Linked DNA regions of Homo sapiens: region 1 is linked to region 2. Evidence: chromatin loops called from intact Hi-C (ENCODE). Cell type or tissue: IMR-90. All regions are shown on one strand. Each heading gives the region's core, and the rest is flanking DNA. Links, peaks and the distances in the headings are about the cores only.

What was found. A loop is a pair of places that touch in the nucleus more often than their neighbours do. Peaks named below come from ENCODE experiments on the same cell type or tissue, not always from the same donor. Only the 100,000 strongest peaks of a DNase experiment are listed, where the experiment ranks them.
Region 1: a loop joins it to region 2, with 2.3 times the contacts of the local background. A loop is called at or near these places in 2 of 110 quality-filtered maps.

The regions. Positions count from the first base shown.
Region 1 is chr6:148,826,790-148,843,353 of GRCh38, reverse strand. All of the region lies in intron 1 of UST (uronyl 2-sulfotransferase), which reads right to left. Among named protein-coding and RNA genes, the nearest start is that of UST, 88 kb to the right of the region's middle. In IMR-90, for the core only: no CTCF peak of the experiment used is centred there; a DNase peak (open chromatin) is centred at 7,023.
Region 2 is chr6:148,569,515-148,586,078 of GRCh38, reverse strand. No RefSeq gene overlaps it. Among named protein-coding and RNA genes, the nearest start is that of UST, 170 kb to the left of the region's middle. In IMR-90, for the core only: a CTCF peak has its summit at 7,726; DNase peaks (open chromatin) are centred at 7,728 and 8,028.

The DNA.
Region 1 (16,564 bases), core at 3,616-11,615, 260 kb before region 2:
AGGGTTTAAAGAGATCTATATTTTAAAATCACAAAACAATTCCACAGTAAGGACCAATATCTTCTGAGTTGGCCAAAAGTCCCCTAGCAGAACATAAGTGACATTGGCCTGGGCCAGTGGCCTTTGCTGTCTAATGTAATAGGAAATGGAGCCATTCAGAAGGGGATGTGGACTTTAGGGGCACCTGTCTCACTTACCATCTGCTTCCCATTCCCCCTGTGATCAGTCAAAACATTTTCAAAATATTTTACCCAAATAAGACACTTGATAGACGTTGCTTTCCTGAAATTTTAATCTGGGAAATGATGTTTGTTTAGCTACAGGAATCTTCAGGTGCCTAGACCACATTCAAATTTAGGGTTGCAAAATTTCATTTCTGGCAATAATTACATAGGCGTGTTCTTTATTTTATTTAATATCTATTTCCGGTGTTTTATTTAGCTCCCAGAACCACACAGAGTATGTCATCACCGCGACAGAGTGGTTTGTAAACCCACTAAGTACTACTCACTAGGATTGCCACAGACTAGGCCTGTTATAAGAAACCTCTTAAAATATACAGACGAGGGCCACGCTGTATTTGCCTTCTCCAAGGGTAGGAATTAAGGCTAAGTGCAAGCATATGCCTGCCGAGGAAATGGTCTGACACTTTTTAAACATATCAAATGCTCCAGCAAAATAAAGCAGTACATGGTTTAAATAATATTCCCACTTTGCTGGGATAACCACAGAGGGAGGGATGTGCAGACGAGAAAACTCCCCACCACCTTCCTTCGGGCTCTGTACTCCCTAGCTCCCTTCTACAGGCTGGACCTCATTTTCCTCAACAAAGTCAGCCGGCGGCCTCCACACTGTAGTGATCATGGCCTGACCTCCTTCACGCACTTCTGACTTGAAACACAAGCAGCTAAAACCAGTTTTTGCAATCTCTCTCAAATAGCTAGATCTTGTAAATAAAATAATGATTGGTGTAAGACAGTTACATATAACAGATGTGTGCATATGACCATCTGACTCTCCCTCAAAACACAGATGAGAAAGGATGGGTTGGAAAGCCCCTTCTTGTCTACACAACAAATTAACTGAGGCCTACCTTGGTTTTTCCTGGAAAGTAATTAAGACAAATTTTCCTTATTTCACTGACACTTTCTATACCGTAATGGCAGACTTTAGAGATCCTAAGAATGACAGCAAAAACACTATGTGCTGCTCTGGGAGGCCCTTTTGATTTTTGTTGTTGTTGTTCTTGGGACAGAGTCTCACTCTGTCACCCAGGCTCAAGTGCATTGGTAAGATCTCGGCTCACTGCAATCTCTGCCTCCTGGGTTCAAGTGATTCTCCTGCCTCAGCCTCCTGAGGAGCTGGGATTACAGGCACGTGCCACCACGTCCAGCTAATTTTTGTATTTCTAGGAGAGATGGGGTTTCTCCATGTTGGCCAGGCTGGTCTCGAACTCCCTTACCGCAGGTGATCTGCCCACCTTGGCCTCCCAAAGTGCTGGAATTATGGGTCTGGGCCATTGCACCCAGCCCCCTTTGGCTTTTAATTGACACATGATTAATGTACTGCTATTATAGTATTTTAAGGGTAGTGAAAAGTTAAGTGTTCATTCTTATTCTTCAGAGACTTATTTGTTCTAGGTAGACCAAAGAAAATAATTCAGAAAACTGCTTACACAAAGAAATATGACACAGCTCTTTTGCATCTTCCCTGGAAAAAGCAGCAACAATTTGCTATTTATTCAAACACATGACAGAAAAAAAAAACAAAAACAAAACAGACCCCCTTGGGCAAATTATAAAGCACAGCTAGGGAGAAAATGAAAAGTGCTTTGAAATTTTTAAATAGTAATTATCAAATAGTAATTAAACCAAAGTAGAACAGGAAACAAACCAATCTATCAACTTAGGGGATTTTCTGTCTCCTTAGTTACATGGAATAGCACTTCCCACAGATGAAACTTGAGGCAGGGTATAATTCTGGCATTAAAATAATCAATAATTCATTTTCTCCTTAAGTATTAAATTAATCATAAGAGAAGGAAATTATGTAAATACATGCAGGTATGGAAATTTGTTTAATGAATATAAATTAATTACTGATGCCATAAGAAATTTTCTATCATCATTTTTATGTATTCACTTAATAAAAGGAGATCTTTCTGCTTTTTAAAAACATTCTTCACAAGCTATAAGAAATACGTTTTATTCTATTTCAAATCTTACTAGTCTTTTTTTTTAATCTATCAAAATATCAATAAGAGTCATTGTAATTTTACAATTTTGTTTTTGTTGGGTTTTTTTTTTTTTCATTTCAAAATGTTCTTGGTCATTGGGAAGAATGCAAAGCAGAGATGGTCACGCACAAAGAAAAGTTTTCATTAATAAATACCAGAGGCTACAGCATGGTAAGGACACACACCAAGCTGTGCGACCACCACCCACCAGGGTGACCACTGAAGGGGAAGACGCAGTGAACGCAGTGGAAGACTGAGCACCCGGGTGTCCAGCTGCTGGGGCTCCACAGGTGAAGGACTCAGTAGGTGAGGGGCAGTCCCAAAATGCCAAAGAGCATTAGTTGACCTTAAGCAACACAGGTTCAAACTGGGCGGGCCCACTTATATGCAGATTTTTTTCAAAATACAGTCAGCCTTCCATATCCAAAGGTTCCATCTGCAACCAGACACGGATTGAAAATACAATATTCTTGGGGTGTGAAACTTGTGGATGCGGAGGGCTGACTTTTCGTATCCACAGGTCCCTCAGAGTCCACTGTGGGACTTAAGTTTGCTTGGATTCTGGTATCTGCAGGTGGGCCTGGAACCAATCCCCTGCAGATACCGAGACCCAACTGTACTGGCTTCCTTCTGATGCTAACCACTAGGATATGACGAATAGCTAAAGAATTCAGCTTTCAGAGCACCTATTGGCATTCTTGCACATACAAAAGAGGTGCATTCTAGCAAATGTAGCCTGAAAACTGAACGTGTAAATCAAACCCCATTTTCCCATGGACATTCCTTTTGAAACAGGGTTTGGATTCACATGGGGCTGAGGGTCTGGGAGAAACCTGGCTCCAGTGGTTCCAGCATGAGCACCAGAAGCAGCATCTCTAGCAGTGCAGCCCCAGATGCAAAGTCCAAGTTTCCATCCCAGGATCCTAGAGGTTGCCTGATCTCTGGGAACATACCTTCCTTTGGGTTCCTTCTGCAACTATTCCTTTTGTTCCTCTTGCCCTCTCAATATCATTGTACCAAACCTCTTGTATTAGATACCCTCTGTTTGCAATAGCCAACGAGTTTCTGTTTCCTGACTGGAGTCCGACTCAGACAACATTCCCTTCAATACCTAGCAAAGTGAGTTTTGCCCAAAATAGGGAAGTAGGGAGGTAGTGTGGTACTATGAAAAAAGCTCTAAATTTGGAATTAGAACTAAGTTGAAACCTCCACCTTACCATTTACTGGCCAAATGACCTTTGGCAAGTTACCCCTTTTTACCTTCTCTGTACAATGGAAGCAATACTAGCCACATACCAGGGAAATTGGCTGAAAGCTTCTAGTTCTAGTTCTCAGCCTTAACTGTACCATAGCATCATCTGGGAAACTTCTTCAAAAATACCACATTTGGGATCCTCCAAATGTTGGAGGAGAAGCTGATATCAGAGAAGCTGATAATCCATTTTTGGTGGGATCCAAGCATTGGTAGTTGCAAAATCTTCCCAAGTGACTCTGCCTCACAGTGTGATTTGAAAACCATAGGTGTAGCAGCATCAACGTCACCTCTTAGAAAGGCAGACTCTCGGGACTCACCTCAGCCCTATGAAATCATGTCAAAAGATGAAATTACAACAGATTTATTTTACAGATTGAATAAGCTTTCATTTTTGATTCTAGAATCAGGCAAAACCTCATTCTATATAAAACAAAATAGGTGTTCCAAGGAGCTGAGCAGAGAGGTTGGCTTTAGAGACAGAAAAGGGTGAAAGAAAGCAGAGACAGAAAACAAAAAAGTGAACTGGTGGTTTCAAAGTTACTTTCCTCAGAGGGTTAAAGGAGAGGGGCCTTCCTGATTATGCTGACTCAGGTTGATTGGAACCTCCTCTTGTTTAGGAAAACTGGCCTGTTTCAAAGTTCAGTTTGTATACACGGCACTTAGCACTAAGTGACTCCATTCTGGTTTGATCTATTCTGCTGCGGCCGAGTGCAAGAGGCTAATCCAAAACAATGGCCTCCCATAAACTTTGTTTAACTGAATCCACATTTTGCCAGATTCCAGGTGATTACTCTGCACATTAAAGTTTGAGGAGTGCTTGGTCTAAAATATAGTAGGTACTCAATGAACAACAGTTGAATCCGAATATTAGCCGGTTAAATAGATAATGAAATTGAATATTGGGCAGCTGCATATGGGGGCATATACCTATTCAGAACAATTCAGGGGACCTGCTGGGGGCCCCTTTATTTTGGAGCCTCGCGCTGCAGTCACACTATCCTGGATGCCTATGCCCTCACATGCAGTTCAGCAGCTTCTAACTGGTCTCCCGCCTCTACTCTTCTTCCTCTGTGATTCTTCACTCTCCACACAGCAAAGTGATCATTAAAAAAAAAAATTCTGTAGAGACAGGGGTGACAGGGATCTTATTATGTTGCCCAGGCTGGTCTCGAATTCTTGGTCTCAAGTGATCTTCTCACCTTGGGGTCCCAAAGTGCTGTGATTACAGGCTTGAGCCACCATGCCTGGCCCAAAGTGATCATTTTAAAGGAGAAGGAGAGCCTTGACACTGACAGTGACGTCTATGGACCAGCAGCAACAGCAACAGCAACAGCAACAGCATCCCAGGAAGATGTTAGAAATGCAGAATTTCAGGCCCTGCCAGGCTTCCTGAATCATGGTCTTCAGCTGAAGTCCCTAGGTGATTGGAATACACCTGTTTGGATACTCTAAAGGCTTTCTGTTATCTTAGGAGGAAACCTCACATTCCTAGCTGATCTGGACCCACTTCCTCTCTGACCTCGTGTCCTGGCACTGTCCCCACACTCACCATCACCTGCACACGCTGGCCTTCCTTCTGCTCCTTGAGTCCACCCTGCCCTTTCCAACCTGGGGCCTTAGAACTAGCTGCTCCCTCTCACCCCGCCCTCAGGCCTTCATGTGGCTGGCTCCTTCGCCCATACGGCCCCTCCTGAGAGTGGCCTGACCTGGTCACCTATTTAATGAGTCACCTTCCTTCACTCTATCCCTAGTTGCTCTCTATCATATGATACTGATTTAATCTCCTCAAGGCATTTATGAACATCTGAAAAGATCTTATTCATATGTTTACTTATTACCTTCCCCCTCCAAGAATGTAAGTTCCATAAGAAGAGGGAACTTGGCCAGGCACGGTGGCTCATGCCAGCCAAGGTGGGCACATTGCTTGAGCTCAGGAGTTCAAGACCAGCCTGAGCAACATGGCGAAACCCCGTCTCTACAAAAAATACAAAATTTAGCTGGGCATGGTGGCACATGCCTATAGTCCCAGCTACTTGGGGGACTGAGGTGGGAGGATTGCTTGAGCCCAGGGAGGTGGAGGTTGAGGCTGCAGCAAGTTGTATTTGCACCACTGCACTCCAGCCTGGGTGATAAAGTGAGACCCTGTCTCAAAAAAAGGAGAGAAAAAAAAAAAAAGAGGGACCTTGTATCTCTTGTTCTCTGCTGTACCTTAGAACCCAGAAAAGTGCTTTGTACTTGGTAGGCATTTAATAAATATTTGTTGAATACATATCCTCATATTTTTCCACTGCAATTCCCAATGCAACAATGAGTTCAATGCTAATTGTTAGAAAGAGTCTTTCCTTCCCACCCCTTGGGATTCCAAGTGAAGGAACTTCAGCTACAGGATATTCCTGGCCTGACATCTCTCCCATCTCCTTTTAGTAACCTGTCTGATAGATGAACTTTTGGAGAAAGCAAGAAAACATTTCTGGTTTTTAGAACAAACCTATCTCCTTGATTCTGATACTCTTTGCTACTAGGTTCTCTGCATGGAGTAGGCTTTGTCCCAGGAAGGGGTGAGGATATGGATTGAGGGGGATAAGTTCAATTTGGAGAAGAGTTAGGGAGTCTTTGGGATGCAAATCAAAAGCCATTTTTTTTGACATGAATTACCTGTCTTCAATGGTCCAAAATTGCTCCAAAATTCAGGAGATAACTAAAGGGGTATTATGTATTAAGCCACCTAAAATGCTAACACACATCACAGTATATATATCAGGTGTACTGATAATACCTATCAGTATACATGGGATCATTTGAGAACTATAAGTCTTCCTCAAATATCCACGGAATGATCTAGAATTCTGTTCTATGCCCTCATGAGTTATCAGCTGAGGAAAATGATCCTGATTCTTGTGGTTTTCCATTACCACTTCTAAAGAGAATTACTCATATTTTCTTGTAGTCCAGTCCCCCAAATGTAAGTGTCTTCAAAGCTTGGCTCTGTTGAGCATCTGTTTCACCTGAAAATGTCCTGCTTTCTCACCCACCTTGGGGGAAATACCTTGGCTCCCCAGGAGGTCACCTGTGTACTCCTGGACCATCCAACCCCGCCCCTGTCTGGATACTTGGTGGACCCAATGTCCATCTTTTTGCAGGGCCTCTGTGTTTCCAGTGGCATCTTAAAATAGTAACAAGTCTTAAAGAGTGGCACATTTACCCTAGGAACAATTAGAAAATGTTCATCAAGTTCAAAAATCTCTAATTTCCTTCAGAGCTAGATGTAACTTAGAGTTCTAATCCAATCCCTGTACCAAGAATCCAATGCTCAGAGAAGTTCAGTGATTGGCCCAAGGCGACTCAGCGAAAAGGTTCGTGCCTGAACGCTGGAATCAGTTCAAGATGGACCATCTCAATCATGAATTTCAATAAAGGAATTAGGTAGTTGTGTCAAACACTGCCAGATGCCAAGTAGGTCCTATGAAATTTGTGTTTGTTTGGGTTTTTGTGAGATGGAGTTAACACACGCAAATGTGAGCCAGACATAAGAAAAAATGATGAAACGCTGCCAAGTCATTACAGTACCAATAACAACTATAGCTAAGAAAAGTAACTGATGACTCAGAATAAATAATTTCCATACACATTAAATTAGCATTGGCTTTTGGCGAGAACATCTTTGAGCACACGTAGCTGCAGGGCTTAACTGAGAGTGCTGTCAAGCAGATGCTCCCCCAACCCTCCCGTGTGGGTTTGGGCTGCTTTTCCTCCTCTTCCGCAAAACACGATGAACTCTGATTGTTCAAATTAAACAAAAAATGAAACTCCCCAAAATTCTGCCTTCAGTCACCACCACCCAGACCTGTAAATCAGCACTGCTCATTTCAGTAAGTTATTGGCCAGACAACAAAAAAGGTGGTTTCCTTGAGTCCTCACTGAACATAACTGTGTGCCATCATTAGAGGAAAACACATACCCATCTTTAAATTAACCAAAGTTTCTAACATCCCTTTTTAAAAAACAGCCATAAATTTGAAAAGGAAAAATATTTTCCAAGGAAAGCTGATTGCTCGGAACTTCCTACCCCACACACTTCCGTATTTGTACACAAACCTCAATACTTAGGATTCAGAAATGAATCAACCAGGCCTCATCTTGGAAAACACTAAAGCCCCCCACAAGTCATGGAGACTGGCCAGTATTCCCGGAGTGCCAGGGATGCCTGGCTTGGTACAATCATAGTGCCCATTTTGCAACATGACAAATGACAGATTGGAGACTCAGAAAATGATGGCATTTGAGCTCTTCGAGACAAAACCACTTGAAGGATAAGTCATTAAACCTTAACAAGCCAAGACAAGAGGTGACCAGGGACTAATATTCAATACCAGGGGACCAGGGACACGTTTGATTAAGACACAGACTCTCTGAGAAAGCTTACTAGGCTACTGCCTTTCTCCCAACTGGAAAATAGACTGTTGACCACCTTCTATGTCAGTCATCCATCAGTATTCAAGGGGTACCAGTTCCAGGAACCCCACAGACACCAAAATCTAAGGATGCTCAAGTCCCTGATATTATATGGCATAGTATTTGCATATAACATACATACATCCTCCAGTATACCTTAAATAATCTCTAGATTACTTATAGTACTAAATACAATGTAAATGCTATGTATTAATAGTTATACTGTAATTTTTTAATTGTATTATTTTTATTGTTATATTATTATTTTTTATTGTGTTTTTCTGAATATTTTTGATCATTGGTTGACTGAATCCACAGACACAGAACCTGAGGATCCAGAGGGCTTAGTATATTGCATAGGGATCATAACATGTTTTATATTCCTATTTAATTCAATAAAAAGTTTTCAAGTTTCTTGGGATAAAATTTAGAGTTGGTAGCAACATATTGCCTTAAAGATTGACTATTTATTTGTATACTTTGGGCACTCCATATTAATAGGTCATGCTAAATGGCTGTTTTCTATTAGCAAACTGTGGAAGAAATTTATCTTTAAAAGTGTGGATGCCATGATAGCAGGGTCTGTATTTTTCAAATTTAAAAATCCCCCCACATAGCATAGTGCCTAGCTCATTGTATGCCCTCAGTAACTGTTTTTTGTTTGTTTGCTTTCTTGTTTTTTGAAACAGGATCTCTCTCTATTGCCCAGGCTGGAGTGCAGTGGCGCAATCTCGGTTCACCTCTTTCTCACAGGCTCAAGCAATCCTCCCACCTCGGCCTCCTGAGTAGCTGGGACTACAGGCGTGCACCACCATGCCTGGCTACTTTTTCTATTTTTTGTATGGACAGGGTTTCGTCATATTGCTCAGGCTGGTCTTGAACTCCCGAGCTCAGGCAATCTGCCCACCTTGGCCTCCCAAAGTGCTGGGATTACAAGCATGAGCAACTGTGCCCAGCCTCAGTAACTGTTTAATAAACCAAGGACTAAATGAATGAGTGGCTTCCTTATTGGAAATAATGCTGCTTTGGTAAAGAGAATGCTTCCTCAGAAATGATTTACTTTCACCTAGAAAAATCTAATGGTTACCTACTGGTATCTAAGGGTTTTCCTGTAAGATGTAACTAAATGGTAATAAATTGTTTTATTTTTAAAATGTGGTCAAGGAATTAAGATTATTTTGACATTGGATGTTATTTATCTTTGTTTAAATGTATTCACGGTTAAAATGGAATGAACCTTATAACTTTATGTGACTTTTTCTCCTGGGTATATTAGTGCTATTCTTTTGAAGTCTTTAAAATCTGTTAAACAAAGTAAAACCATGGAGACAATAAATGGAAAAAATTACATATCTAAGACAGACTCTTACCCATATTGTTTCAATAACAGCATCAATTTATGAACAAAAAACAAGACGGTGAAAAGGTCAACACAGCAACTACCTCTGTCAAAATCAACCATTTCACAGAATGCTCATATTGATAAGAAAAACACTTCATTCTTAAACTGTCACGGTTTACGCCAGCCCTTAAGACTGTGCTTAGATCTTGAGAAATGTTTTTCCCTTTAACCTTTTTGATGAAATGGGTGGTTTTAAAGGCATGTTTTTCAAAAATAATATTGAGATTCATGCATGTTGAATTTTAATCACTCTGCTTCTCTGAGCTGGAGATCTAGACAGTGAACAACTCTGTGAAGTTTATAGGTGGGCAGTTGGAAAGGTGACACTATTTCCAGCAAAACTAGAACATCTATAACCTGCTTGTCCTCCACCTAAATTTCCCTGACCACAAGGTATCCTTTTCATCTTGAACATATACTTTTTCTCCCTGGAACTTTCTGGTTCTCCTCATTTAAAGCCAAGGCTAAGTTTTCTTTCTATAGGTTCCACAGTTGGGGTTCGTTTTTTGGTTTTTGTTTTTTCAGATAGGGTCTCTCTCTTTCACCCAGGCTGGAGTGCAGTCGCACGATCTCAGGTCACTGCAAGCTCTGCCTCCGGGGCTCAAGCGATCCTCCCAACTCATTCTCCCAAGTAGCTGGGATCACAGGTACATGCCACCATGCCTGGCTAATTTTTGTATATTTTGGAGAGACAGATTTCGCCGTGTTGCCCAGGCTGGTCTCCAACTCCCGAACTCGAGCAATCCGTCCGCCCTGGCCTCACAAAGTGCTGAGATTACAGGCATGAGCCACTGCGCCTGGTCAGGTTCCACAATTTTAAAAAACATGCTTATACTATTTTTCTATCATTGCAGATAACTGTTTCATTATACCCTATGATACTGTCTTCATAGTCCTAAATGAAGCAGTGGTGAGAAGGTCATGAATGATCTGGTGCTTTTTCTCAGGAGGACAGGGGGTCAAGAATGATTCCATCAAATGGTGTTGGATAAGGGAGCTCCTATACTTTCTTTTCTTGTTATTAACGATTTGAGATGAAGGCTTTTTCTCATGCTTTTCTATGGGCTATTTGTTCTGACAGTTATGACAAAGAAAAGATAGAAATACAATACTGTCTTGGCATTGCTTGTTAATTTTAAGAAGCAAGTTGAAAAACAAATCAAAGAATATAATACTTCAGGAGTTTTGAGTCCTTACCTAAATATCAACTAAAACTCATCTGACCGAGCTCCAAATAGAAACTGACTACACTGCACCACTGGGTATCCCAACTCTAATAAGGTATTGTATCCTAAGGCTCATGCCACTGGATTTGCATTTTCTAATTCACTTTCCAATGCAAGATTACTTGGACTTCTGATGAAAATGCTCCTCCAAACAACTAAATCACCATCAGGTTTATAACCAACTCAATGTGTGATAGTCCTGACACCATCACCCCAACCTAACGCGGCACATGGTTATTTCACTCTATGGGATGCTGATCAGTTTTTGGTCTGTCTCAGCTACATCTTTAAATTACACTTGTGCTGTACTCAGATCCTAAGGGCTTCATACTAAGACATGTAAATTATATCCATAAGCAAGATGTTCAGTTGATAGTTTTTTCAAGGATTAAAAAAAATTAATATGCACACCAAAACTTGGCATCCCATTTTGGATGATTTCAATAAAGATCTCACAATATCCTCAGATACATCTCAGAGTCAGGAAGAACACATTTACGGTGTTTGGTTTAAAGTCAATTAATATTCTTTTGGGAGGCCGAGGCAGGTGGATCACCTGAGGTCAGGAATTCAAGACCAGCCTGGCCAACATGGCGAAACCCTGTCTCTACTAAAAATACAAAAATTAACTGGGCGTGGTGGTGCATGCGTGCAATCCCAGCTACTTAGGAGGTTGAGGCAGAATCGCTTGAATCCAGGCGGTGGAGGCTGCAATGAACTGAGACTGCGCCACTGCACTCCAGCCTGGGCAATAGAGAGAGATTGTCTCAAATAAATAAATAAGTAAAGTCAATTAATATTCTACCAAATGTATTTACAAGTATTAGACCCATTGTTTATCATCAGGTTGGGTAATTGAGTTTAACTGCAGTGAGTCAAAACTGAATTGGAATCCACCACTTACTAGCCCTATATATGACTTCGGGAAAGTATTTAAGCAATCTGGGTCTCAGTTCCACCCCACCTACTTTCTTTTTTTTATTTTTTTTAAGAGATAGGGCTGTACTCTGTGCAGGCTGGAATGCAGTGGCACAATCATAGCTCTCTGCAGCCTTAAACTCCTTGGCTCAAACAATCTTCTTGCCTCAGCCTGCCGAGTAGCTGGGACCACATGCATGAGCCACCGCACTCAGCTAGTTTTCCTTATTTTTAAAATAGGGGATAACAATTGTTCTCATCTCTGAGGGTTACTGTTAGGATTATATGACTTCTTATTTGTCGGGCACTTAGCACAGTGTCTTGCTTCCGATAAGCACTATATAAATGTCTGCTAAGTGAAAATAGAAAATACAATGCCTGGCACTCAGAAGGGATTCTATAAGTGATAACTAAATCTGAAGCCAATAGCAATAAAGACTTAATAAAACAAAACTAAACTATAAGGCGAATTTCCTATAATAATAAAGTAAAAAGAATACTTGTCTGTGAGTCATGAAATGACTGTCCCAGTCACAAATACACCCTGTGGCTGTGGAAAAGACACTTCCTCTCTCTGCACCTGAATTTTTTCATCTGCAAAATGAGAGAATTGTACCGCAGAAGTTACAGTAGCTTCCAGATGCTGGTATGTGGCTGCGAAACAGTCGGCGCTGGTCTAGTCTGTGAGAAAGACGAAAGCAAAGGGCACAAAGGGCAATGTGTTGATCTGCTTCCTAAAGTTATATTTAATCATTTTAAAGGAATTTCCTTCAAGATTGATTCTTCCCACCCCCCCCTTTTCTTTCTTTTTCTTTCATCTTTCTTTTAATTTTCCTTTCTTTTCAATGTAAAAATTTCTTTTCTTTCAAGCAACGGTGATGAAAGCAGAATTTTACTGTGGCAAAATACATATATAATTTACCATTTTTAAGTGGACAGTTCAGTGGCATTAAATACATTCACAATGTTGTGCAGTCATCACCACTATCCCTCTCCATAACTTTCTCATTAGCCCAAACTGAAACTCTACACATTACACAATAGCTCCCCATTTCCTCCTCCCCCCTGTCTCTGGCAACCACCATTTTATTTTCGTTTCTATGAATTTGACTACTCTAGGTACTTCAAATGAGTGGAATCATAAAACAGTGTCTTTTTGCATCTTGCTCCTTTCACTTAGCGTAATTTCTTGATGGTAGAATTTTTAAAAATGTTTTTACTTGACAGTCCCCAAGTAATGCTCTTCCTAGTTTCTAATCCAAAAAACCACTGGACTAGAAAACCTCTAAGGTCTCATCTAGCACTAAGGTTCCATAGTTCTATGATCAAGGGCAGTGGTCACATTTTCAGTGCATTGTGGCACCCAACACATTGTGGGTGAGTGCTCCCGAAAGGAAACGATGCGGCAAGACCCTGGGGCTGCTGCTTAGTCCGGTCGTCTTTGTGGGGATAGAATTGGATAGAATATGTGTTGGGTCTATCACTTCCCATATTAATTGCCATATCTCTTTTGTGCTCTAAACTAGTTATACTATAAATGTAGAAATGAAAGGATAATAGAAAATACAGTTTTTGAATGCATGCATCATGTTGCCAGACAAAACCTGGCCCACTTGCCACAAACTGGCAAGAAATTGGTGGGTGTGGTCCAGTTTCCAGCAAATTCTACAAAGCACCTCCTCATGTCTGAACTTTGAGCAATTCAGTAAGTCACTCTATTAAGGGAACTATTTTAGGGAGGTATTGGTTTCTCCAATTACCTTAAAAATCACAGATCTCAGGTTTTGCTGTTTTTCACTCACCCAGCCTCATGGACAAGAGGCTTCAGGAGTTGTAGGCTTTATGTGGCATTCATCATCCATCTTTTAAGTGTAGTGCCTGGTGGTTTTTAAATGTTAACAAAGTGATATGCAAGTCTTTTCCTGTGCTACTAACCCCAGGATGTTCTTGCACTTTAAGTCACAAACTATGAAATTACTTTTTAAAACACCTTCCAAAATAATAGTCCCTAGGTCAGACCAAAGCAAGTAGAGAAATACATAATGATGGGTTGGTAAAATTGTTTTGTGTTTTGAGAATTGAAGCTATGAGTAACTATTAGAAAGAAGAGGACTACAAAGAACAAAGTATTAAAACAAGTGTTTCTGAATATATAAAAGTGAACCCCCAACCATTCCAAACAAACCGAGGGTAAAAATAAGGAGAACACTCGTCTGTGAGTCATGAAACCAGGAGAACACAGTGATCACAGGGAGAGGCTGGTGCAGAGTCCAGCAGAGAAATGATGGCCTCAAAAGGGCAAGTAGAGATGGTGAGAGTGGGGTGGATTTGAGCCGGATTTTGGAAGTAGACTGAACAGCACAGAGAACACTTAATTCTTGTGTCTGGAATCTCATACAATATATAATTAGCCCATGTGCTCTGCCCGCTTCACAATGATGCTCACACATGGCTGAAGATTTCTGCATTTTCCAGATAGGGAAGTTGGGCCTAGAGAGGGTCATTAGTGCAGAGGGTGCCTGCTCACATGGCTGTGTGGGATGAGCAAGGCCAAAGCCATATGCATGGTTACAGCGGACCCAGGTGCAGAGGTGCACGCCCATATAAAGACGTACATTAAGACCTCTTTCCTCTAGCAATGTGAAACATGGTTAATCTTAAACGTCACTAAAATCCATCCATCCATCCATCCATCCATCCATCCATCCATCCATCCATCCATCCCAGGGCTTAACTTGAAATGTCCACTTTGTCCCTGGGTACCCTCAGCTAGATCTGGAGCACATCTCTTCTTAAATGAATTTTCCACTTCTTACTCCAAGGAATTGGTGCCATTGTGTTTCTGGTAGGTTATGTATATTTTGAGCAATTCCTGCTTGTTCCCTCCCAAATAAATAGCATGTGCTTTCTAATTTTTAAGGAAGAGGCAAATCTGTTTTCAGCTGACTTATTCAAATGGAACACTAATGAAAAGTTAACCGCAATGTACTATTGGTTATAAAATGTTACTGTAACATTAAATTGTTTCTGATGTTGATCTGATTAATTTAATGATTCATTAAGACTTGAAAAGTGTCTGATACTTAGTAGGTGGTCAGTAATGATTACTTAATGAATACTTTTGCTCCAAAGCTTAATAATAATAATAAACAATCATCATCATCATTGCAAATACTTTTATTTGCTCCAAGTGTTTTATGTGCATAAATTCATTTAGTCCTCTCTCCATTTTACAGGTGAGAAAAGTGAAACCAAGTGGTGCCAAGTAACCTGCCAAGGACATAAATCTAGAAAGTGAGAGCCAAGAATTTTAACCCAGGCAATCTGGTTCCAGAGTCTGTGCTCTTAATAGCACATTATCTGCTTGTCTTAAGTGAATGAAACATAGGTTTTTAAAACCTAAGGAGCATACGATAATTTAAATATTTTCCCAAAATATTATACTGCTATAACTAGCTCTGCATGCTTAATTTTTCCAGTAATATAACGGCATTATTAACTTATGATTTTGTTCTGTCTGTGCTCTTTCTACACATAATTCTTGACCTCAAGTCAGGCATTAAAATAAAAACCAGTGAAAGAGCACAATTATAGTGTTCTTTGTAAATAAATAAATAAATAAATAAATAAATAATATAGACTAACAAAGTACTTAGGAGCATCCACTATCAGACCTAAGTTGAACAAATACGTAATTTGACAGACGTCATATATCCTGACAGATATATTTGACAAATATATATATTTGACAGAAGTCAACATATTTGACTTCTGTCAAATTACGTATAATTCAGAAGGGATTAAGATTCAGAAAGTGAATGGTTCAAATTCATTCTTAAACATATGGCAACATTTGACAACCTCTATGAAAAAGCTTTTTTTCTCCAAAAAGAACAAATGAAAATAGATTGTTATAGGAAGAATTTCTTACTCTCCTTAATCCAATCACTTCAAAAAGTCATAAAAACAAAAACACACTTTTAAAAATACATGCTTGAGGGTAAAAATTCTCTACCATCTGTTTTAGTAAACCGCATATGTTCATCTAAATATCATGTCAAGTTTTTCTTTTAATGAATACAGAGTACAATCTAATTCACAATTAGTGTTTTTGTTGTTGGTTTTTTTTTTTTTTTTTTACAAACTAGAATAATTTCAAAGTTAAGAAAATGGCAAGCCAGGATCATGACTAATATTCTCACTGAATCCTCTCTTCGGGAGTTTAGACGCTTTTTTTTTTTCCTTTTTTGAGACAGAATCTTGCTCTGTTGTCCGAGCTGGAGTGCAGTGGTGTGATCTCAGCTCATTGCAATCTCCACCTCCTGGATTCAAGCAATTCTCCTGCCTCAGCCTCCTGAGTTGGGATTACAGGCATGCGCCACCATGCCTGGCTAATCTTTGTATTTTTAGTAGAGACAAGGTTTCACTATGATGTCCAGCTAGTCTCAAAGTCCTGACCTCAAGTGAGGCCATCTCTGCCTCCCAAAGTGCTGGGATTACAGGTGTGAACCACCGCGGCCGGCCCCAGACTCTTCTTTTTTCAATGAAAGGCTACAGACTCCTCTGTTAGAAGAACAAATCTCACGTAATTTTAAAACTTCAGAATCTAATTCCACTCTAAAAAGTAGAATTAAATTAGCAAATCTATTCTGATGATAATTGGAACTGTCCAAAAGTCCATTTGCCAGCGTACCCCAAAGTGAGTCATACTTTATGTCATACATAAACCACATGCACTATAGAACAACAAGCATCTTCTGCATTTCAGGCGGTATCAACAATGCCCTTATTTATTGGTAGGTAGAATAATGGCCCTCAATGATGTTTATGGCCTAACTCCCAGAACCTGTGAATGTATTACCTTGCATGGCAAAAGAGACTTCAGGAGATTATCCTGGATTATCTAGGTGGGCCCGATGTAATCACAGAGAGGCAGAACAGAAAGTCAGGGACTGAGCTGTGATGATGGGAGCAGGGTCAGTAAGATGCAACATGAGAGGCACTGAACCTGACTTTGTTGGCTTTGAAGATGGTATTAGGGGGCATGAGCCAAGGAATGCAGGCAGCCCTTTAGA
Region 2 (16,564 bases), core at 4,717-12,716:
GAGTTCCTGAAGGAAGCACTAAATATGGGAAGGAAAAACTGTTAGCAGCCACTACAAAAGCACACTGAAGTACACAGACCAATGACACTATGAAGCAACTACATAAACAAGTCTGCAAAATAAACAGCTAGCATCATGATGACAGGATCAAATCTACACATAATAATACTAACGTTAAATGTAAATGGCCTGAATCCCCCAATTAAAAGACATAGAATGGCAAGCTGGATGAAGAACCAAGACCCATCAGTATGTTGTCTTCAACAGACCCATCTCACATGAAAAGACACACATAGGCTCAATATAAAGGGATGGAAGAAAATTTACTAAGCAAATGGAAAACAGAAAAAAGCAGGGGTTCCACTCCTAGTTTCTGAAAAAAACAGACTTTAAACCAACAAAGATAAAAAAAAGACAAGGGCATTATATAATGTTAAAGGGTTCGATTCAATAAGAAGAGCCAACTATCCTAAATATATATGCACCCAATACAGAAGCACCCAGATTTATAAAGCAAGTTCTTAGATACCTTCAAAGAGACTTAGACACCCACACAAGAATAGTGGGAGACTTTAACACCCCATTGACAATATTAGACAGATTATCAAGGCAGAAAATTAACAAAGATATTCAGGACCTGAATTCAGCTCTGGATCAAGTAAACCTCATAGATAGCTACAGAACTCTCCACCCAAAACCAACAGAGTAAACATTCTCCTCATCACCACATGACACTTATTTTAAAATTGGTCACATAATCAGAAGTAAAACACTCTTCAGCAAATGCAAAAGAACTGAAATCATAACAAATAGTCTCTCAGACCACAGCACCATCAAATTAGAATGCAAGATTAAGAAATTCAGTCAAAATCACACAACTGCATGGAAATGGAACAATCTGCTCCTGAATGACTCTTGGGTAAATAATGAAATTAAGGCAGAAACCACGAAGATCTTTAAAACTAATGAGAGCAAAGATAAAACATATGAGAATCTCTGGGACATAGCTAAAGCAGTGTTAAGAGGGCAATTTATAGCACTAAATACCTGCATCAAAAAGCTGGAAAGATCTCAAATTGACAACCTAACATCTCAACTAAAAGAACTAGAGAACCAAGAGCAAACAAACACCAAAACTAGCAGAGGACAAGAAATACCAAGATCAGAGCTGAACTGAAGGAGATAGAGACACGAAAAACCCTTCAAAAAATCAAGGAATCCGGGAGCTTTTTTTCTGAAAAAATTAATAAAATAGACCACTAGCGACACTAATAAAGAAGAGAGAATATTCAAATAACACAACCAGAAATGATAAGGGGGCTGTCATCACTGACCCCACAGAAATACAAACAACCATCAGAGAATACTATAAACACCTCTATGCACATAAACTAGAATATCTGGAAGAAATGGATAAATTCCTGGACACATACACCCTCCCAGGACTGAGCCAGGGAGAAACTGAATCCCTGAATAGAAACAATAATGAGTTCTGAAATTGAGGCAATAATAAATAGTCTACCAACCAAAGAAAGCCCAGGAGGTACAAAGAAGGATTCTATCAGAGGTATAAAGAAGAGCTGGTACCATTTCTACTGAAACTATTCCAAAAAAATTGAAAAGGAGGGACTCCTCCCTAACTCTATGAGGCCAGCAGCATCCTGATACCAAAACCTGGCAGATTAAAACCAAAGAAAAGAAATGAAAAGAAAACTTCAGGCCAGTGTTCTGATGAACATCAATGCAAAAATCCTCAATAAAATACTGGCAAACTGAATCCAGCAGCTCATCAAAAAACTTATCCACAACAATCAAGTAGGCTTCATTCCCAGGATGCAAGTTTGGTTCAACCTACAGAAATCAATAAATGTGATTCATCACATAAACAGAACTAAAGACAAAAAACACATGATTATCTCAATAGATGCAAAAAAGGTCTTTGATAAAGTTCAACATCCCTTCATGTTAAAAACTCTCAATAAACTAGGTATCGAAGGAACATAACTCAAAATAATAAAAGCCATATATGACAAACCCACAGCCAATATCATACTGAATGGGCAAAAGCTGGAAGCATTCCTTTTGAAAACCAGCACAAGACACAGATGCCCGTCTCTCACAACTCCTTTTCAACATAGTATTGGAAGTTCTGGCCAGGAAAATCAGGCAAGAGAAATAAATAAAGCGTATTCAAATCAGAAGAGAGAAAATCAAACTATCTTTTTTTGCAGATGACGTAATCCTATATCTAGAAAACCCCATTATCTCAGCTCAAAGGCTTCTTAAGCCGATAAGCAACTTTGGCAAAGTCTCGGGATACAAAATCAATGTGCAAAAATAGCTAGCATTCCTATACACCAACAACAGGCAAGTAGAGAGCCAAATCATGAATAATCTCCCATTTACAATTGTCACAAAAAGAATAAAATACCTAGGAATACAGCTAACAAGGGAAGTGAAGTTCTCCTCTTCAAGAACTACAAACCACTGCTCAAAGTAATCAGAGATGACACAAACAAATGGAAAAACATTCCATGCTCATGGAAAGAAAGAATCAATATCGTGAAAATGGCCATACGGTCCAAAGCAATTTATAGATTCAATGCTGTTCCCATAAATTACCATTGACATTCTTCACAGAATTAAAGAAAACTATTTTAAAATTTATATGGGACCCAAAAAGCTCCCAAATAGCCAAGACAATTCTAAGCAAAAATAACAAAGCTGGAGGCATCACACTACCCAACTTCAAACTATACTACAAGGCTACAATAACCAAAACAGCATGGTACTGGTACAAGAAGACCAATGGAACAGAATAGACACATAGACCAATGGAACATAATAGAGAACCCAGAAATAAGACCGTACACCTACAACCATCTGATCTTTGACAAATCTGATCAAAACAAGCAATGAGGAGAGGATTCCTTATTTAATAAGTGGTATTGGGAGAACTGGCTAACCATATGCAGAATATTGAAACTGGACCCCTTCTTTATACCATATACAAAAATGAACTCAAGATGGATTAAAGACTTAAATATAAAATGTACAACTGGCTGGGCATGGTGGCTTACACTGGTAATCCCAGCACTTTGGGAGGCAGAGGCAGGTGGATCACCTGAGGTTGGGAGATCGAGACCAGCCTGACCAACATGGAGAAACCCTGTCTCTACTAAAAATACAAAATTACCTGGGCGTGGTGGCCCATGCCTGTAATCCCAGCTACTCGGGAGGCTGAGGCAGGAGAATCACTTGAACCCGGGAGGTGGAGGTTGCAGTGAGCCAAGATCGCGCCATTGCCCTCCAGCCTGGGCAACAAGAGTAAAACTCCATCTCAAAAACAAACAAAAAAACAAACAAAACCTAAAATTATAAAAACTCTAGAAGAAAATCTAGATAATACCATTCAGGACATAGGTATAGGCAAAGATTTCATGACAAAGACACCAAAATCAATTGCAACAAAGCAAAAATTGACAATGGGATCTAATTAAACTAAAGAGCTTCTGCACAGCAAAGGAAACTATCATCAGAGTGAACAGACAACCTATAGAATGGGAGAAAATTTCTGCAATCTATCCATCTGACAAAAGTCTAACATCCAGCATCTACAAGGCACTTAAACAAATTTACAAGAAAAAAACAAATAATCCCATTAAAAAGGACATAAACAGACACTTCTCAAAAGAAGACATACATGCAAAACATAGGAAAAAAAGCTCAACATCACTGATCATTAGAGAAATGCAAATCAAAACCCCAATGTGATACCATCTCAAGCAAGTCAGAATGAAGATTATTAAAAAGTCAAAAAACAACAGAATGCTGACAAGGTTGTGGAGAAAAAGGAACACTTTTACACTTTTGGTGAGAGTGTAAATTAATTCAGCCTTTGTGGAAGACAGTGTGGTGATTCCTCAAAGACCTAGAGGCAGAAATACCATCTGACCCAGCAATTCCATTACGGGGCATATACCCAAAGGAATATAAATTATTATAAAGATACATGCAATAATTGTATGTTCATTGCAGCACTATTCACAATAGCAAAGACATGGAATCAACCAAATGCCCATCAATGATAGACTGGATAAAGAAAATGTGGCACATATACGCCATGGAATACCATGCCACCATAAAAAGGAATGAGATCGTGGTTTTTGCAGGGACGTGAATGGAATTGGAAGCCATTATCCTCAGCAAACTAATGCAGGAACAGAAAACCAAGTATTTCATGTTCTCACTTATAAGTGGGAGCTGAATGATGAGAACACATGGATACATGGTGAGGAACAAAACACAACTGGAGCTTGTCAGAGGGTGTGAGGTGGGAGGAGGAAGAGCATCAGGAAGAATTGCTAATGGATGCTGGGCTTAATACCTAGGTGATGGTATTTCTGGTAGTTAGGCATGAGTGGATCAGGAGAGGGCTCTTTTCCACCCACTGGGAATGTCGAGTGATGGTTTGGCAGTTATCACATTGCCTTTCTAAAAGCAATGAATTGGAAGCCAGTGCCAGGAAGGAGCCATTTCCTGATGGTCAACACCTGCCCAACTAAAGTGCTAATTGGATTCATATGCCAGGGAGAAACAACTTCCCAGCACATGCATTAAGACAAAATGGTGGAGTATGACCTTCCGAGGGCATACCGCCAGCAAAGGGAAGAAAGTCTCAGATGGTCATGCGTACAACTTCCTAACCACACTGTACGTGCTCTCCTCCCAACGGTAAGGAGGGCACTGTGCATGCTGGCAGCCCACCCTAAGGGAAGAATCATGGGAAAGGGGCCAGCCTGGAAAGTCCTAGGATCAAGGTTAAACAGAGCACTTGATCTGAGTGCCCACTTGGGTCTCTTCCAAGCATAGTTTTCTTTCTTTCTTTCCTGTTCTAAAGCCTTTTAAAATAAACTTCCGCTCTTGTTCTGAAACTCGCCTTGGTCTCTTTTTCTGCCTTATGCCTCTCTGTCTAATTCTTTCTTCTGAGGAGGCAAGAATTGAGGTTGCTGCAGACCCATACGGATTCACCTCTGGTAATTCGGATACCTTCCACCAGTAACAATGGGATGATCTGGGCAGCAAACCACCATGGCACACATTTACCTGTGTAACAAACCTGCACATCCTGCAAATGTACACCTGAACTTAAAATAATAGTTGGGGAAAAAAATTTTAAGTACGATCCTCCCCCCCCACCAAAAAAAAAAAAAGAAATCTGTGAGAATTCTTCAAATGTGACACGAAGACATGAAGTGAGAACATGCTGTTGGAAAAATGGTGCCAATAGACTTGCTGGATGCAGGGTTGCCCCAAGCCTTCAATTCGTGAAAAATGTAGTATGTGTGAAGTGCAACAAAGCAGAGAGCAATAAAATGAGGTATGCGTGTCCTTGATGATCTTATCAAGTTTGAGGAGTGAGCTCCCTGGCTTAGTCAGGGAACCACACGTGGAGGGTTACAAGCTATGTCAAAGGACTAGGGGATAAAAACCAAGCACAGTACAAATGGTTTTTAAGAGCCTGCATCATTCAGGAAGTTGCCAGAAGGAAGTGAGGACTTAAGGATAAATATTAATCGTGCTGGCATAAAAACAGACACACAGACCAGTGGAACAGAATAGGGAGGCCAGAAATCAATCCAACATATATGGTCTACTAATTTTCCACAAGGGCACCAAGAGGATATTTGCCTCTTCAATAAATGGTGCTAAGGAAACTGGATTTCTACATGCAAATAAATAAAATTGGGACTTTATCTTACACCATACATACAAATTAACTCAAAACATATAAAATACCTGCATGTAAGACCTGAAACCATAAACTTTTTAGAAAAAAATGTAGGAGACAAGCTCCTAGACATTGGTTTTGGAAATGATTTTTTTTTTTTTTTTTTGAGATGGAGTCTTGCACTGTTGCCCAGGCTGGAGTGCAGTGGTGGGATCTTGGCTCACTGCAAGCTCCACCTCCCGGGTTCACGCCATTCTTCTGCTTCAGCCTCCCGAGTAGCTGGGACTACAGGCGCCCGCCACCACGCCCAGCTAATTTTTTGTACTTTTTTAGTAGAGATGGGGTTTCACCGTGTTAGCCAGGATGGTCTTGATCTCCTGACCTCGTGATCCGCCCGCCTCGGCCTCCCATGATTTGTTAAATATTACACCAAAAGCTCAGGCTACTAAAGCAAAAATAAATAAATAAATGGGACTACATCAAACTAAAAGGCTCCTGCACAACAAAGGAAAAAACCAGCAAAATGAAAAGGCAACCTACAGACTGGGAAAAAATATTTGCCAACCACATATCTAATAAGGGGTTAATGCCCAAAATGTATAAGGAACTCTTACAACTCAATAGGAGAAAAACAAATAATCCAATTAAAAATGGGCAAAGGACTTGAACAGAATTTTCTCCAAAGAAGACATAAAAATGGCCAACATGTATATGAAAAAGTGCTCAACATCACAATCAGGGAAATGCAAATTAAAACCACTATGAGATAATGCCTCACACCTGTTAGGGTGGCTGTTATCAAATAGATGAGAGACAACAAATGTTGATGGGAGTGTGGAGAAAAGAAAACCGTCGTACATTGCTGGTGGGAATGAAGATTGGAACATTATAAAAAAAACAGCATGGAAGTTCCTAAAAACATTAAAAATAAAACTATGACATGATCCAGCAGTTCCTCTTCTGGGGATATACCAAAAAAGAGATGAAATCACCGCCTTGTAAAGATATCTACACTCCCATGTTAATTGCAGCATTATTCATCATAATTAAGAGATGGAAACAACTTAAGTGTCCACTGGAGGATAAATGGATAAAGAAAATGTGGCATATGTATATCAGTGGAAAGTAACCACTATACTATCTATACATGTCTCATAACATCATGTTGTAAACCTCAAATATACCAAATACAATTTATTTTTACTAAAAGGATAAGCAAATCATAGAGAAGTGGTTGAACTCCTCCCCCAAAAAGCACACATACAGGTGCTCCAAGGCAGACCAAAGCACACAGCCTGGGCTGAGAAGGGGACTAGGTCCCTAAGGGAAGACGTTGGGACAAGAGCCACTTACTCTAATCCTGTGGTGTCAAAGCAGGACCTGAATATGCCAGGCTGGCCAGTGGGGTCCACAGAAACTGAAGAGCACATGTCCAGTCCAGCCTCACAGCTGCCCTGCAAAAATTTGGGGTGGCTCTTGCCAGATTTACCTATTTTTCAATAGAAATGGAAACACCGGACTCTTCATTCTAAAATGTTGATACTTAATGTTTACAAAACGTTAACACTACAAGTGAAACAAAACATGTGCATGGGCCAAATTGACCCCAGGTAGACAATCTATGACTCAGGATTAGGTCCACATGGCACAGTCACCTACAGAGAATTGTCTGTGTCAAATCGGAGTCCGGCAGCCACCACTCAGGACGCTTTTCTATGCATGTACAGATATTCTTTACTTGTGAGTTGGGAGGGCTGATGCCCTGGATCTCAACAAACATTAACCAAAACAGATGAAGGTGACATGGTGATGGATTACTGCTGGGACTGTCTTCATCATGAGGTGACGTCCTCATTCTTCCCTAAGGCAGGCAGAGCTCAAACAAAGTCGCTGCCTCATTTCCACAGAACTCCTTGCTGCTTGGAGGGCCGCTGCCTCCTTCACACTGTCCCCAGGAGCAGCGCTGTGGAGCTGCCCCGTGTCACTTGAAGGGCGTCAGCACCACTGTGTGGTCAGGCTTCATAGCTCCGCACAGGCTGCTGGAATAAACCAGAACCCAGAAAATGTGATTTTCTTAAGTTGCATTGATGACAACTGAATTGAATTGAATTAAAAATACAATTAGCTTGATATGTATACAAATTCAGTGGGAAATGCTTTTGTAGATTCAAAGAATCTTTTGGGGAAGTAGGTAACCCATGCCCAGCCTGAATTTCTAAATTCTTGTATACATTCAGAATGATGAGTACCAGGTTTTCTGAATCACAAAGCTGAACGTGTGAGCAAGAGGTCCAAGGGCACACATTTAGACTTTGCTTCAGGAGTGGGAATTCCCCTCACCAATAACCACATGAATCTCAGGGCAGAGTTGGGGGAAGAAAGTTAAGAACCATATACACATAAAAAGAATGAGCTTATTAAGGAAAAAAATAACTTTACTTTAAAAATTATTATTTTAAATTATTAATTATTTAAAATCATTTGATTAAAATTATTAAATATTACATATGTTTAAAATATAAATTATGATCTATCTTAATTTCTGTTTAAATTAATTAAAATATTAAATGATTATATGTATCAATCTTCATAATTATTAAAATATTGTTTGTTTAAAATGAATAACAACAGAAAACAAACTTCATAAATATCAAAAACAACAGATTTCTTCTATAACAATATAGATCATTGTATAGATGTGTTCAAGAAGAGAGGGAACAAAAGAACTGGGGGTGAAATGGGAAAGAAAGACAAGGAGTTTTGGGGGACAAATATAAAACTGTCTATGGTTAAAGACTCCACTCCTCCAAGCTGTTGAAGCTGCCAACCAGATGGAATTCTTAGCGAGCCATTAAGCCTCTTTTAGTCCCAGCTTCCTTTCCTGCAAAAACGGGAATTACATAGCTGACCCTATCTGTCTACCAAATATGCTGTCAAAAGGCTTAATAGGATTTTTGTGAAAGCATTGGAAAATTATAAAGTATATAAGACATTATGGCATTTACAATAATATAGCTTTAGTAATATACATGGAAAAAAACATAGAAGAGGACAAAAGTAGATTGAGGGGGCCAAAGAGTGGCATGGGTGGCTCTTCTGGTTCTGCCTGCTGTGATGTGGCCATCAGAACAAATTTTCTCCAGCTATCTCTTGCCTGTAAAATTCAAGTTGTCTCAGTAGTCTTTTGAATGGTCCTGATCAGCTTTATTTCAGACTTTATACTTTACATTTTACTTTTATTTTTCTGAATCTCACCCTGTTGCCCAGGGTCTCACTCTGTTGCCCAGGCTGGAGTACAGTGGTGCGATCACAGCTCACTGCAGCCTCCACTTGCTGGGCTTAAGTAATCCTCCCACCTCAGCCTGCCGAGTAGCTGGGACTACAGGCACACGCCACCATGCTTGGCTAATTTATTAATTTTTTTGTAGAGATGAGGTCTCACTATGTTTTCCAGGCTGTTTTCAAAATGAAGCTCAAATTATGCACCCGCCTCAGCCCTCCAAAGTGCTGGGATTACAGGTGTGCGCCACTGTACCTGGTCCAAAGTTGACATTTTAAATAATGCCTGTCCTGACATGGAGTGTTGAAAAGTGTTACGTGTATGAAGAAATTTAGACATTTACATTGATGTGAACTTTGAATTTCTGTGACATTGAAGATTCCTTATCCATTACTTTTTATCAGAGATTGTTTTCCTCCCACTGTAAGTGCCTAAGAGTTAGATTCAGGATCAGCCTTTGCTTAGTTACTCTATATTATTGCTTGTATAGCTTAAATGTATGTATGGCAGTTCTAAGGAAGAACAGTGTGTAGGTAAAAGCAGCCTGAAACCATGAAATTCAGGATAGACACAGCCTCCTTGACCCACAGTTACTCTGGTACAATGACACTGTCAAACACTACTTTCATCTTATCACTTCTTATGGTTCTCCAGTGACTTAAAGGAATCCAAACTCTTTGTGGCAAACCAACCTCTTAACTGTCTTGCTCCAACCCACTTTTCCATCTAGTTCTGCAATCAGCCTAGGATAATACAGCATAACACTATATAGCAGCCCAGAAAGCAAATGGTTTAGACTGTATGTGGAGAATGGGCACTACAGGGGGGTCTTTAGAGAAATATAAACAATAATAAAATGATAGACCATCTGATATTCTTCAGCATTTACAAAAATCCATTGATAGCTAAATAATCCAAAGCAGAAAAAAAATTAAGTCTCAGTATATAGAAAGGAAAACCATGATAATTTCAGGAAAACAAAACATTTTGCAAGAATGAAAACATGATAATAGTGTATTACTTAGGTTTTGCAATCAATGTTATTTACAGGAACCTACTAACGTCAATTACCTGTACCTTTATTGCTTTGGCTAAAAGTGGGATATAACTACCATGGGATTGGAAAGAAAGGAAGAAGGGTAGGGAATAGAGAAGTACTAAATTTCCATCTAGCATAACAGAAAATCAATAGATAATGTTCCAGTTAACAAAAATAGTTCTGTAAGTATACTATTTAGAAATCTAGAAATAAATGTCATCTCGTTCATTATACCGATTATAAAGGTCTATTTTCATATTCTAGATACTCAATTTGAAAATGTCTTGCTTTTCCAGGAAGCTTTACACAGCCAATTGCCAATTTCTCAAGGCACCCTATACACCTAGGTTAAGGTTCTTTGTTTCAGAAAATGGATCTGAGTGCCTATTTTGAGTCTTTTCTTGATAATTTTGAATTCTTTGGACCAACTTCTTATAAAATATAAACGGTTTTTTTTCTACCATATCATTATAGAGTTGACAAATCACTCTGGGACCACTTGTCCATGGTGTCACTTTCTGGTTGGTTGTTCATTGGGCTTGCATGATGAGTGTTGACTTGTCTATTCCATGAGGATCCTTTCAGTGAAATTCGGCAATATGATCTTGAAAACCACTTCCGTGGTCACATAGAAACAACAATGCCTTGGAAACTCACCAGAGAACAAATGAATGAGGGACACTGTCACCCCCTGCCCTGCGATGTTGTGGAACTCTTTCCTTGGGGTTGGCAGTGACATGAGGCAACTGACCTAATGATAGTGTCAGTGGTGGCCCCTACATATAACATTAGTCACAATTTGTTTATTTTTAATATAAAGATTAAATATGCACAGACGTTCTCTATTTTTACCCTTCATTCTAGTGAACTGCCTTTCATACCCCACTCTGGATTGCAAGGTGTGTCTTTAAAGGGCCAATCTCCATGCTCTGCTTCTCAGCATTTTGCAAAATGTCCCTGAGTCAGAAGGGAGGGAGCATGGGCCACTGAGGTCTCTGAAGGAAAAATGGAGCTTTGGCCAGGGTGGAGCAAGGGAGTCATTTCCTTGAGTTCTTTTGCTTTACCTTAAAATTTTATGCAGTTTGTTTTCTATTTAAGAATGTTATACCTATGCATGCATTAAGCAAACACATTTGCATCAAACTCAAAGTGATAATTCAGGCAGAAGCCTGCTTGTTGTTCTAGTATCTCGTTTTTGAAGCATATCTGTAGGATAAAGGAATAAGGGTGATTTGAAATTATCACTAAGGAAAGCCAGCTATTGACCAAATTCATTCAAATGTCCTCCAGGAAATATTTTTTATTTGAATCACAATGGCAGTTTCTTACATTTTCTTTGCCCTCAGCCTATTCTCCCATTTTTCTGGCACCTTCATCAGGAGCTTCCTGTGGTAGTCAGCCTCCCATGGCCCCCAAAGATCCTCAATCCTGGATGTCTGTGCCTTGCTCAGACCCCTCCCATACTGAGCCAGGGCTGCCCTGGGTGGTGCATTCAATACGGGGAAGGTGATGATGCATAACTGCAGAGGTGAGGCCATGAGGGGCACTGCAGTACCTGCCTGCTTCTTCCAACAACTTGCTTACTCTGTGGAAGTGAAGCAGAATATTCAATGGCTAAGGGAGTACAAAGGTTCATATGTCCGCATTTGTCAATCTATTTGGGAGATGCAAAGACATCCACCAGAGAAGTTTTAATTTCCACTTCGCACTGAGTTAATACCATTAGATTGGATGAACATTGAACACATGAATGCACCCTAATTTTATGTGTATTTATTCATTTCTTGGCGAGTCTAGGGACATAGGATATCACTGTATTGCCCTCAGGCACCATTCGGCCCTGCTAAGTGCTTGTGATCATAATGTAGGAAGCCCAGCCAATGGTGCGCTTCTATTTGCATCTTTGTGAAGGATCAACTTCCGCCCCTAATGCCATTAAAACCAAGCACACAAATAAACCCTTGATCACAGAATCACAAAATGTAAATCAAGATTTTCAGAAACAATGCATCCATATATAATTAGAGCCCTGTCAAGAAAAAATGGCATTTTTATTTGGTAATACATCAAGGGCTTTTGGTACCGTTAATAAAGTAAAACAATTTATTTTCATTATTGTTTATTTTGTCTTCATCTCATACTTTTAAATCTTGTTTGTTTCATAATAGGTATTAGTATAGTAATACACTTGAACAAAATTTGTCAGTAAATAAATGCATCTATATCTGTGGTATGTATTCAAAGCTTTGTGTAATGCATGTAAGGTCAAAAAAGTTTGGGGAGCACTGAGATTATAAGCTATCATTTTTTCAGGGTTTTTTTATTAGACAGGGTCTCGCTCTGTTGCTGATGCTAAAATGCAGTGGTGCAATCATAGCTCACTGCAGCCTCAAATTCCCAAACTCAAGCGACCCTCCTGCCACAGCTTCTCAAGTAGCTGGGACTACAGGCACACACCACCATACCCAGCTATTTAATTTTTTTTCTTTTTAGTAGAGATGAGGACTGCATTACTGTGATGAGGTCACACCATGTTGTCCAGGCTGGTCTCGAACTCCTGAGCTCAAGTCATCCTCCTGCCTCAGCCTTCCAAATTGCTGGGATTACAATTGTGAGCCACCACACCCAGCCACTTTTCAGTGTTTGCATAGGAAATTCTTGGACTAGGGATTGCTCTGTCTAAGATGGCCTAGAAGGAGCCACATTATAGCCTTACTGCTCCTCCCTGTTCACAGCTATGGTCTTAATATCAAATGTGAATTTACACACTTTATCTCCTTTAGTTCCATGAGGTAATAATTAGCTGTGTTTTACAGATGAGAAAATTGAGAGTCTCTCGGTTTAGTAACTGGGGCTATATTTAACTATAAGTGAACCCAGGTCATACTGACTCCAAAGCACATGTTCTTATTATTACCCTGCCTTGAGTTTCCATAAGAGTAGGACTTCTTACAACTCAATTTTTCATTCCATGCATATTCTGCTTTACTATCCCTAAGACGTATAGTTTTTTGACACTTGAAAATCTCAGAAGTTAGGCTGCATCTTATAACTGAGGGGGTCTCAGCCCTGCTCCTGCCCAAGTGGCAGTCCTAATGCAGGAGTCGCTGTCTGTACACATGGCCTGTGCATGCTTTCTGACATTCTGGGAGCGTGAACGGTCTACTGTAACTGCACGTGGTTTCAGCCCACAAGCAATTTAAGGACATGGGAATCCGGCGTGTTGAGAAACATGATCTTTTTTCTAGGTTTAACACCGTTGCTTCCTTTAACCATTCCTAATGGGGTTTTCCTAATAAACCATGCCCAGTTTATTTCATGTCTTTGTTCCATTTCTTTCATCTGTATAGAATGTTCTTCCCTCATTCTCTTTCTGGTTTGTTCTCCTCCAAGACTCAGAGTTCAAGAGTCAGATTTAAGAGTTACCTTCACACTAGGCACGGTGGCTCATGAGCTTGAATCCAGGAGTTTGAGACCACCCTGGGCAATATAATGAGACCTTGTCTTTATGAACTTTTTTTTTTTTGAGACAGGGTCTTGCTCTGTCGCCCAGTCTCGAGCGCAGTGGTGCAATCATGGTTCACTGTGGCTTCAACCCCTCTGGGCTCAAGTAATCCTCCTATCTCAGCCTCTGAAGTAGCTGGGATCACAGGCGCATTTCACCACATTCAGCTAATTTTTTTAATTTTTAGTAGAGACAAGGTCTCACCATGTTGCCCAGGCTGCTCTCAAACTCCTAGACTCAAGCAATCTACCCACCTCAGCCTCCCAAAGTGCTGGGGTTACAGGTGTGAGACATCGCATCTGGCCCCCCAAAAATTAAAAAATTAGCTGAGTGTGGTGCTGTGAGCCTGTAGTCCCAGTTACTGGGGAGGCTGATGTGGGAGGATTTCTTGAGCCTTCAAGGCAGAGGCTGCAGTGAGTCGAGATTGTGCCACTGCACTACAGCTTGGGCAACAGAGTGAGACTGTCTCAAAAAAAAAAAGAGTCACGTTCTTGGTAAAGCAGTCCCACAGCACTTAACTAACACAGGTTTCTCCCCTCTCAGTGTCCACTATCACACTTTCAGCTCTTAGAGAGGGGGCCTCAGCCATCGCTATGGCCCTGAACATATAGAACATGTGTAGGTACCACCCTGGACCCTCATAAAGCCTTCATCCCACACATCCCAATCTCTCTCTCTCATGCCCCACCCACTAGTTGAGCTTGCATGTCATGGACGGAGCCCCTTTCTTCCTGTTGGCCTTGCAGTGTGCCCTTCAGTGTGCCCTGCAGGGCAGCGTGCCACTGCCCTGTTCTGTCTGCGATCTGTATGTGATGAACTGCTTCTGTTTCTTCATGGGCTCTGTGCAACTGCTCTTCTGTGTCTCCCCTGACTTCTCTCCTGCTCAGGGCTCTCCTAGAGAGCGGCCATCTTGGTGGGAATAAACTGCACACAGGTCAGACAGAAGCCACAAGGGGACCTACCAGTATCAACAGGTGTTCTGTGAGAGGGACCCCTGGCCGTGGGTCACACATTTAAGCATTAGGTTGTCTGCCAGAATAAAGAGGTACTCCACGAAAGGCTCACTGTAAACATCCATGATGAAGTTCCCTGGAGCGCTTCAAGGGCAGGGCTAAAGTTTGTGGCCACTCTCCTGAGAGAGACCACAAGACCAAATTAGAGTAAAACACAACACCTACTGACCAGGGTGTCAACGGTGAAGGGGTCAAAAACACCGCTAAAGAATAGCCTAAGGCTGAGAGTCCTGAAGGAAGAAACACACTTCAAAGGGGGGCCGATTTGTGTCCCCCAGAATACATGCACTGAAGTCCTACTGAGAAGGTGACCTTATTTGGAAGTGAAGCCATCACGGATATAATTAATTAAGTTAGGATAAGGTCATGTGGGAACAGGGTGTGCCCCTGATCCAATGTGACTCGTGTCCCTTATGGAAGAAGGAAATGTGGACACAGACATGCACACAGGGAGAACACCATGTGCAGATGAAGGCAGTGATCGGGATGTTTCCACAAGCCAAGGAATGCCAAAGATTGCCAGCAAAGCCCCAGAAGCAGGAGCAGAGTCTCTCTCCCAGCCCTCTGAAGGAACTAACGCTGCCCATACCTCCTACTTAGTTATGCAGCCTCCAGAATGGGAAGACAATGCATTTTTGTTGTTTAAGTCAGCCAGTGCGTGGTACTTTGTTACACCAGCCCTACAAAACAACTGCAGAAGCCTCCTTCCCCAAAACTGCTAGTCAGGCCTCACTGGGAAGGTGTGGCTGCTACCCGATGGATGATAGATTAGTTTCCTGAACTGACCCAGGTCAGAATTGGTCCAAGTCACAGGGCTGAGCTGGCAGGAAACAGCCACTGCCTCTCTCAGGCTGGCAGAGGAAGCTTCCAAAAGCCTCCTGCTGGTGCCCGTGGGCTGTGGCTGATAGGCAGGAAAGGGCAACATGGAACTCACTAAGAACTGTAGGGTGCCACCGAAGCTTGGTTCGGGGAGTACCAGTGGATGCCCACCTCCTATGTCACTGGTAGCCGTGCAGGAGGAGCAATGAGAAAGGAAAGGAAGCGTGCTGGGTGCTAGGAAGAGAAGCCCCTTCCTCCTGCATTGGTCCCGCCAGTGCCCTGTATGCACACACAAAGGAGAAACTCACAGTGCTCGGCTTCAGGGTGGGTAAGCGACAAAGAGTCCATTTAGAGCAGAGGGGCAATAAATTGATAGCCAGCTCACCCCTTCTTCCCTTCAATGTATTTAAAGAATATAAAACAGAATGTATGATTTTGAGAAGGATTTGTTTCCACCAAGGAAGTGGCCAAACAAGGGCTGGGGGGCCACATGGCAAACCTGTTCTCCACGGGGGTTCTTAAGATTTTTTTGGTGCCATGAGCTTCTTTGACTGTCTGGTGAAGCCTGTGTATCTTTTCTCAAAATAATGTTTTTAATATGCATAGTCTAAAATACATAGAATTACAAAGAAACCAATGAAATCAAAACAAAGTAATGTAAATTATTAAAAAAAAAAACAAATTTGTGGCCAGTTGCTGTGGCTCACGCCTGTTATCTCAGCACTTTGGGAAGCCACAGCAGGAGGATCACTTGAGGCCAGGAGTTCAAGACCGTCCTCGACAACATCGCAAGACCTCGTCTCTACAAAATTTTTTAAAAAATTAGCCAGGCATGGTGTGCACACCTGTAGTCCTAGCTGCTTGGGAGGCTGAGACGGTAGGATCACTTCAGCCCAGAAGTTTGAGGCTGCAGTGAGCTGTGATTACGCCACTGCACTCCAGCCTGGGTGGCAGAGTGAGACCCTGTCTCAAAAAAACAAAACAAAACAAACAAAAAGCAAAACCAAATTTGTGATATAGTTTGATGATTAATTCTATGTGTGAACTTTATGGCATCATGCGGAGCCCAGAGAGCTGGCTAAACATGATTTCTGGGTATGTCTGTGAGGGTGTTTCCAGATGAGGTTAGAATTGAATGGCAGCCTCAGTAAAGCATTGTAGATGGGCATCAGCCAAT